Regions from separate parts of the Mus musculus genome. Here all the other regions are linked to region 3. Evidence: chromatin loops called from intact Hi-C (ENCODE). Cell type or tissue: gastrocnemius. All regions are shown on one strand. Region 1 overlaps Hkdc1 (hexokinase domain containing 1). Region 2 has its middle 56 kb from the start of Fam241b. Region 3 has its middle 13 kb from the start of Mir7662.

Evidence for each region. Peaks named below come from ENCODE experiments on the same cell type or tissue, not always from the same donor. Only the 100,000 strongest peaks of a DNase experiment are listed, where the experiment ranks them.
Region 1: it touches region 3 in a loop (2.5-fold over the local background); 8 of 42 quality-filtered maps call a loop at or near these places.
Region 2: a loop joins it to region 3, with 5 times the contacts of the local background. A loop is called at or near these places in 13 of 42 quality-filtered maps.

Annotation. Positions count from the first base shown.
Region 1 is chr10:62,391,183-62,393,682 of GRCm38, forward strand. Hkdc1 (hexokinase domain containing 1) reads right to left here. Exons shown (of 18, transcript NM_145419.1): 16 at 129-284. Among named protein-coding and RNA genes, the nearest start is that of Hkdc1, 30 kb to the right of the region's middle. In gastrocnemius, no CTCF peak of the experiment used is centred here; no DNase peak of the experiment used is centred here.
Region 2 is chr10:62,054,265-62,056,764 of GRCm38, forward strand. No RefSeq gene overlaps it. Among named protein-coding and RNA genes, the nearest start is that of Fam241b, 56 kb to the right of the region's middle. In gastrocnemius, a CTCF peak has its summit at 1,300 (motif pointing right); a DNase peak (open chromatin) is centred at 1,319.
Region 3 is chr10:62,180,457-62,182,956 of GRCm38, forward strand. No RefSeq gene overlaps it. Among named protein-coding and RNA genes, the nearest start is that of Mir7662, 13 kb to the right of the region's middle. In gastrocnemius, no CTCF peak of the experiment used is centred here; DNase peaks (open chromatin) are centred at 1,359 and 2,299.

The sequences.
Region 1 (2,500 bases), 210 kb after region 3:
TGAGCCACATCCCCAAGTCTTGCTTTTCATTTTTCCAATCTCAAATCTTCCCACCCCTTGTGGGGAAAGACAGCCGTCCCCTTCCCTCGGCATCCCACACAAAGCAGGTGAGTTTGATCATACATCACCTTTCAATCTGGGACAGGAATTTGGTTTCAAAGATGCCCCTGGTCCGGAGTCGCTCTGAAATCTGCCCTCGGAAGAGGAGCCCCTGCCGGGTGAGGTCGATCAGGATCCGCCTCACAATCTCCCCCAGGTACATTCCACTGGTCATTTTCTCGTATCTGTTTGGGGAGAGGTGGATAAGACCAGACGGTGAGGACGCTGGTCTGGGTGTGGAAAGCAAGTCACACGGTCACATGGCACCTGGAATTCATGGTTCACAGTGGCCTCGGAGGCTCTCTCTACAGTTGTCAAAGAAACATAACACAGAGAACAGGGTGAAGTGAAAGAGGTAGACCTCAGAGCCATGTGGGAGCCAAGCCCAGCTTCCCACATCCTGTCATGGCATGCACCTCTACTGTAAGGTTTACCTGTAAACTGAGAGCAAAGCAGCATTCTAAGGGCCGCAGGAGGCAGGGTTAGCCTCTGCCAGCCAGGAATGAACATTGCCAAAGAGGGAGAGGGACCATCAATAACCATCGGGTCCTTGTCCAAGCCTCTGCCTAGACAATGTTCTCAGCGAAACGTATCCTTGAGCCTGATCTTAGCACATTTCTGAGGTGCTCAGCCTCTACTTGCTTGTTTGCCATCGTGATAAATCTCAGCTTCCCCTCGGTTTATATATTATAAACCCAAGCTTAACTGGGACGCATCTCACCAGATCTAAAACACTCTCTGGCCATTTGCAGAACACTGTCCTAACCCTGTCCCAAGGGAAGGGCCCAGTCTTACTCCTGGGGGCCTCATACACTAGCTTCACCTCAGTCTAGCCCTCTCTTCCAGTGAGCATCAGAATGCAGGTGGAAATCTACCATAAGGTGTCTAGAAGCCGTTCATTATTTTCTGTCTTTTCAGTAGTTAGTAATTGCAGTGTACCTTACAAAGGCTTGTGGCCCATGATAAGATGTGATACCATGTCAAGGTCAGCCTTCCCATCCATCCTAGGGACCCCTTTCCCACCCCTTAGGATACACTGACTTTAAAAGGCCAAGGACCTTGACCTCTAAATGGGACCTCATAAAGCCCACCTTATGGACCCACACCCCTGCTCTGTGGTACCCGGGCACTCTGCAAGCAGACATTCTGACAGCTTCTGGTTGGCTTCCAGAGCCCACAAGCCTTCAAAGTACCTTATGGTAATTAGAAAAGGGACCCTTTCCTCTCCTGTCAGAAACATAAAGATGGCCTTCTTTTATTCCCTGTTCTGGCATCTGGTTCAGTGATATAAGCATAGCGAAAGCTGCCAGGTTGATGCCACAGAACAGACCTGCTCCCTGGGTTTGGCAAAATGGCTTCTGCCAGGGCACGGTGTTGTACACTGTGTATTCAGATGCTGTTTGCTGTGCCCAGAGATCTGGTAGCAGTCCTGATATTGGCCTGTTATGTGGAGCATTTCCTGTCTCAATGATGTGTAAAAATTCTTCTTTTCCATCACCTCTGATTGGTTAATAAAGAGCTTATTCAGTCTATAGCTGGGCAGGAAGACACAGAGCGGGACTTCTGACCCCAGTCTGGAGGTTCCAAGCAAAAAGAGAAGAGAGAAGGAGAGAGAAGAAAGAGAACGGGAAGATTTCCCATGAGGTCTTTTTTCTTTAATCTTTTTTTTTTTTTTTTTTTTTTTTGGTTTTTCGAGACAGGGTTTCTCTGTATAGCCCTGACTGTCCTGGAACTCACTGTGTAGACCAGGCTGGCCTCGAACTCAGAAATCCACCTGCCTCTGCCTCCCGAGTGCTGGGATCAATGGCGTGCTTTAATCTTTTTTTTTAAGATTTATTTATTTATTATATATAAGTACACTGTAGCTGTCTTCAGACACACCAGACGAGGGCGTCAGATCCCATTACAGATGGTTGTGAGCCACCACGTGGTTGCTGGGATTTGAACTCGGGACCTTCAGAAGAGCAGTCGGTGCTCTTAACAGCTGAGCCATCTCTCCAGCCCTCCCATGAGGTCTCGATAAGAGAGTGACCATGAGGAGGAAGAGGTGAAGGAGATGGACCAGGAGATCATCACGTGAGTCTCCATGAAGACACACATGGGACAGAGCGAGCCAGGGACGGCTCAGAGTAAAGGACCTCGAGGCTGGGAAGTGAGCAGCCAATGAGGTTAGAATAGATGAGCATCTGCCTAGCATGCAGCTTATTAATAAATTCATTAGGTCTGGGCCTCCGTGCCTTTTATTTGGGAGCCAAAGGGGGATAGAGCAGGCATAGAGATGCCCGGTCGTTACTTGGAAGGAAAGGGGTTGAAGAAAAGCCCACAGGATCACACGACAGCCCCCCACCCCCAGAATCACATTTACATGCTCTCTTCACACACGACACACCACAAGGCCTTC
Region 2 (2,500 bases), 130 kb before region 3:
ACCTTCTCCCCACCCAAGGAACTGCAGAGACCCTCCTCTTGGGTACCTTTACATGGTCATCTTCTTCTTCTTCCTCTTCCTCCTCCTCCCTCCCCCACCTCCTCATCCCATGCAGAATCTCATGTAACCCAAACCCTTGATTTTCCTGTGTCTACCGCCTAAGTGCTGGGAATACACACACACACACACACACACACACACACACACACACACACATACACACACATACACACACATACATACACACACATACACACAATACATACATAACACACATACTTGCACACATATACATACATACATACATACATGTCTTACCACCTCTGGCTGGGGTCAAATCCAGAATATTGTGCACACCCTCCAAATATTCTACCAACCTTGACCTGGTCTTATTTAACAAACAAACAAACAAACAAACAAACAACAACAAAAACCTAAGAAGCCAATATTCATACATTAGGGTTCTGTACCCTAGAACAGCCTTAACAAAGCAAGCCTAAGGTACTGGTTTGGATGCCTTGGCAACTGACCTTGGCCTGCTAGGTTGTAAGAATTCTAAAGACTCAGAGCAATCGTCTTGCTGACTTGGATGGATGGATGGATGGATGGACGGACGGACGGACAGACGGACGGATGGGTGAGGCACAGGCTATTTTTTCTCATTTTCTCTTCTACCACAGGCCTCCTGCATTTGTTGGATTGCATGGCCATGATCCTGACTGAGTGTTGCTGCCCCTGGTCCTCACCTGGTGAGCACCCTACATGGTGAGGGTACTACTTGGTACCTCACCTGGTGAGGCTCTACATGCAAGCTGACCCCTGCCTCTGTCAGAATGACCCTGGTCCTAGCCCCAAGTTCTATGACCACAGATGCTAAACTATCCACGGGGACCTAGGGTCATCACGCACAACAGGGGCATCCAGAGCATGAGCTGTACTGCTCAAAGTGGGAGCCTCCTGGGAACACAGCAGAAGCTGGGCTTCAGGCTTCCACTTGTAAGCATGAGACCCTGTGGGCCAATGCTGGTGCTGATGGAAATGATGGATGTGGTGGAGGAGGAAGGAGGGAAGGAGCTCATTTCCCCTGTGACCCGTTGTCCAACCTGGCTTTCACATCTATGGACTGCGGCGTCTGGAAATAGAAAAAGAGACATGGGTTGGTCTTCCCTAGCTTAACTTCCATCAGCATCCTCCGCTCTCTAGACATTTAGAAGCAACAGGTACATTTGTCCTTCTATCTGCTTCCTCAGAATCCTAATCCCTTCCCTTCTGGGACTAAAAGGTGAAATGGCTCCAGTGTCCAGCAGAGGGCACCCAGGGCCTTCTAGCCAAACCATTTCCTGGGTGCCCTGATTGAAGTCTGTGTCTGCTAGCACACAGCTGGGCTGGTGGTTAGAGGCAGCGGCTGATGGCAGATTCATTCACTCCTGGACCACCCTCCTGGTCCTTCCTGAGCTGTGAGCTGTCTGTGCCTTGGGGTGGGTAGTGGTGAGCTTACAGAGGTCTTGGGCTGGGGGCTTTACAGGCTAGGTACCCTTTCTTGATATCCTCAAAGTGCCTGTGACAGAGTGGATGGACACCCACTCAGAAAAGCCATAATGCTTTGGTATTTCCATCTAGCTCTACTCTTGCATCTGGGATCAGGAGCCTGTCTCATGAGGGCTTTACTAAGCATCTTCAGTCATATAAAAATATACCTGCACAGGTAAGGGAAGCCTTCCTGGTACTTCCATCCTGGTTGCCTGTCAGTTCTAGGCGGTCTGTGTATGTGCGGATTCCCTCAGAAGTCAGAGACATTGGACCTGTGGGTTGTGACCCCTTTGGAGTTTGACCCTTTCACAGGGGTCACCTAAGGCCATTGGGAAACACTGATATTTATATTATGATTCGTAACAGAGGCAAAATTACAGGTATGAAGTAGCAACGAAAATGATTTTATGATTTGGGGCACCACACCATGAGGAACTGACACAGCATTAGGAAGGTTGAGAATCACTGCCCAAGAACTTAAGTTATAGGCAGATGTAAACTGCCCAGTGTCGGGGAATCGAACTTGGGCCCTCTAGAAGCACAGGAAAAGAAGAACAGCTTTTGCTCTTAAGCTACACCCCCCCCCCCCCGTTAGTTTTCCAGGGAGGGTCTCATCTCACCCAGACTGGCTTCCAAGTGCTGTGTAGGCAAAGAGGAGTTTTTAAAGATGTATTTAATGTTAGCGTATTGGTGTTTTACCTGCATGTATGTGTGGGTGTCAGGTCCCCTAGAACTGGACTTACAGAAAGCTGTGGGCTGCCATGTGGGTGCTGGGAACTAAACCCGGGTCCTTTGGAAGAGTGGCTGGTGTTCTTAACCACTGAGCCATCTCTCTAGTTCAAAGATGATTTTAAACTTCCGATCATCCTGTCTCCAGCTGCGGCATGACAGCTGTGTGCTACCACATCTGGCTTAGGCTGTGCAGGTTTATTCTCCAACCCAAGGCCTTCTGCCTGCTAAGCAAGTATTC
Region 3 (2,500 bases):
CATCTAATTTTCATTGAAATACTATACTTTTTGTTGACTGTTGTCCCCTACCATGAATTGCCTTTCGTTGTGTGTGTGATGCACACATGCGCACACGTACACACTTGTGCACATGTACACCCATGTTGTATTCATACATGCATGTTTGCACATGCATGGATGTGTAAGTTTGTGCAAATGTGAGTGTGTATGTGTGTGTGTGTGCATAAAGGCCCCAGGTAAAACTAATCAGCTTATTGTGTGGATGCCTCATCTCTATCCCTGTATTCTGGGGTTACACACAGGCTGACTGCCACATCCACACAACGTTGTGTGTGTTTGGGAATCCAATCCTCACATCTGCATGACAAGCCTTTGTTCACAGAGTCATTTCCCCAGCCCATGACCTTCATTTAATAGAAGCAGTATTCTCTTGTTCCTTCGAAGGAGCCTGTTTCAAGTGAGGGGTTTTGTCACTATAACAAATGCATCAGAAAGAAGCTTAATGGAGGAAAGACTTGCTCACAGTTTCAGAGGGCTCAGGTCACCCTTGCTTGGCTCCACACACTTGGACAGACCACCATATTGATGGGACTATGCAACAAAGGACTGCACTTACTTCACGGCAGCCGCTCACTTCACAGCAGCCCAGAAACAGATGTGGGGGAGGGGCACCAGGCCAGGACAAGGGACAGTCTCCAAGGACATTTCTTCTGTTAGGCCTCATCTCCAAAAGTTTCCAGCCCTTTCCAAAACAGTACACTAGCCAGGAACCACAAAGCTTTAACTTCTCCTTTGTGAGAAATGTCTCATATTCAAATCCTGACAGCGTCTAAAATACAAATTATTCTAAATTGGACATTAATCTATTTAATGTCATAGATTCATCTGTCAAGTATTTACTGAGTATCTGGTGACACTCTGAAGCTGCCCTAATGACAAGATGCCATTGGAAGTGGGGGTTCTGAGGTCCCTGGTACTCAGCCCTGGCAAATATTCTCCACCTACTGATTCTTCTTTGGCTTGGGAGTTGTTTTCAAATCCTCCAGGAAAGAGGTGACTCCGGTCTGCCTTCTACTTTTAGAGCCCTCCTCCTTCCCCTCTTCCTTCTCCTCTTTCTCCTCTTTCTCCTCCTCTTCCTCCTCATCCTCCTGCCCCTCCTCCTCCTCCTCTTCTTCCTCCTCCTGCTCCACCCCTCCCCCAACCCCACTCTGGCTGCCAGAAGAGTCCAAATGACTCTGAAAGGCCCAGGACACCTGGCTCTGGAGCATCCATAACCAAGGCCAAGTCAGCACCCAGAGGGCACCTGAGGCCAGCGGGCAGAGCCCCAACCCTGGTTCAGTGTCTGCCTTCCTAGCTCTGCCTCCAACACAGCCTGTGTCCTCAGTGGATGCAGATCAGGCTTTTTCTAGTCACGTGATGTCTTTGGTTCCCTCTAGAGGTTGGGGCCCAGAATGTCTATTTTGGCTGATGGAGAGGACACAGGACCAGTGAGAGGACAGGCAGCTAGCTCAGTCACCAGCAGAGTGGCAGGTGGCATAGAAAGGCATCCAAATGTGTGCAGCGATTACATCTAGACACCTCAAATGCTTCTTTGGGAAAGGAGAAAGAGGCTCAGAGGGAGACAAAGATTGGGCAAGGCTACATTGTGTATCAAGCCTGGTCCTCTGCTGGTCAGAGGTGGGATACAGCTAGCCCACTGTATCCCAGAAGCCCCAGGGGCCATCCCTGTCTGCTCCAACCACTGCCCATCATCTTTTAGTCAGAGGTACTCAGTGACTGTATACCATGCTTCTGGAACAATCTAAGCTCTGTGGAGACAACAGTGCACGAGGGCACACACACACACACACACACACACACACACACACACACAGAGCAGATCAAAATCTTGCTTTAAGTGGTCTGGCAAGCAATGCAGTAGCAATGTGAGGCCAGTGATACTTGAGTGTGGATGCATGCGTACATGTATGTGTGTGTGTGTGTGTGTGTGTGTGTGTGTGTGTGTTGCATCCTGCCATCAGCAACAGTGGAGGGAGAGCAGGTACTGAGCACCCTCCTTCCATGTCTAGTCTCCTGGCAAGGTAAAGATGGCCACCCTCGTGTCGCAGGGTGAATACATACTCCCATGGTCTCATTCTGGCATAGAAGTCCTGCCCCTCTCCTTAGCTTCTTCCTCTCAGGCTCTTGTGAATGCCCAAAGGCCCAGACTTCCTCTAGTGATTACATAATGATGGAGGGACAAGGGCTGCACTGGCAGAGAGAAACTTCATTCATTCTTCATTCCTGGTGCCCTGCCAGGATGGGGCAAGGAGGAAGCACAGGACCATTATGGAGGCCTTCAAGGCCTGACTCTTGTGATTTCTCCTGATTATGTAACTTTGGTGAGCCACCTGGCCTCTCTAAGCCCCTCCGTCCCCGCTGACACATTGCCACACAATAACCAACCACAATAATCTCCTTTCCCTGGTCTATGCATCCACGAGGTCAACAATTTGTTTTGAAACAGGGTCTCATCTAG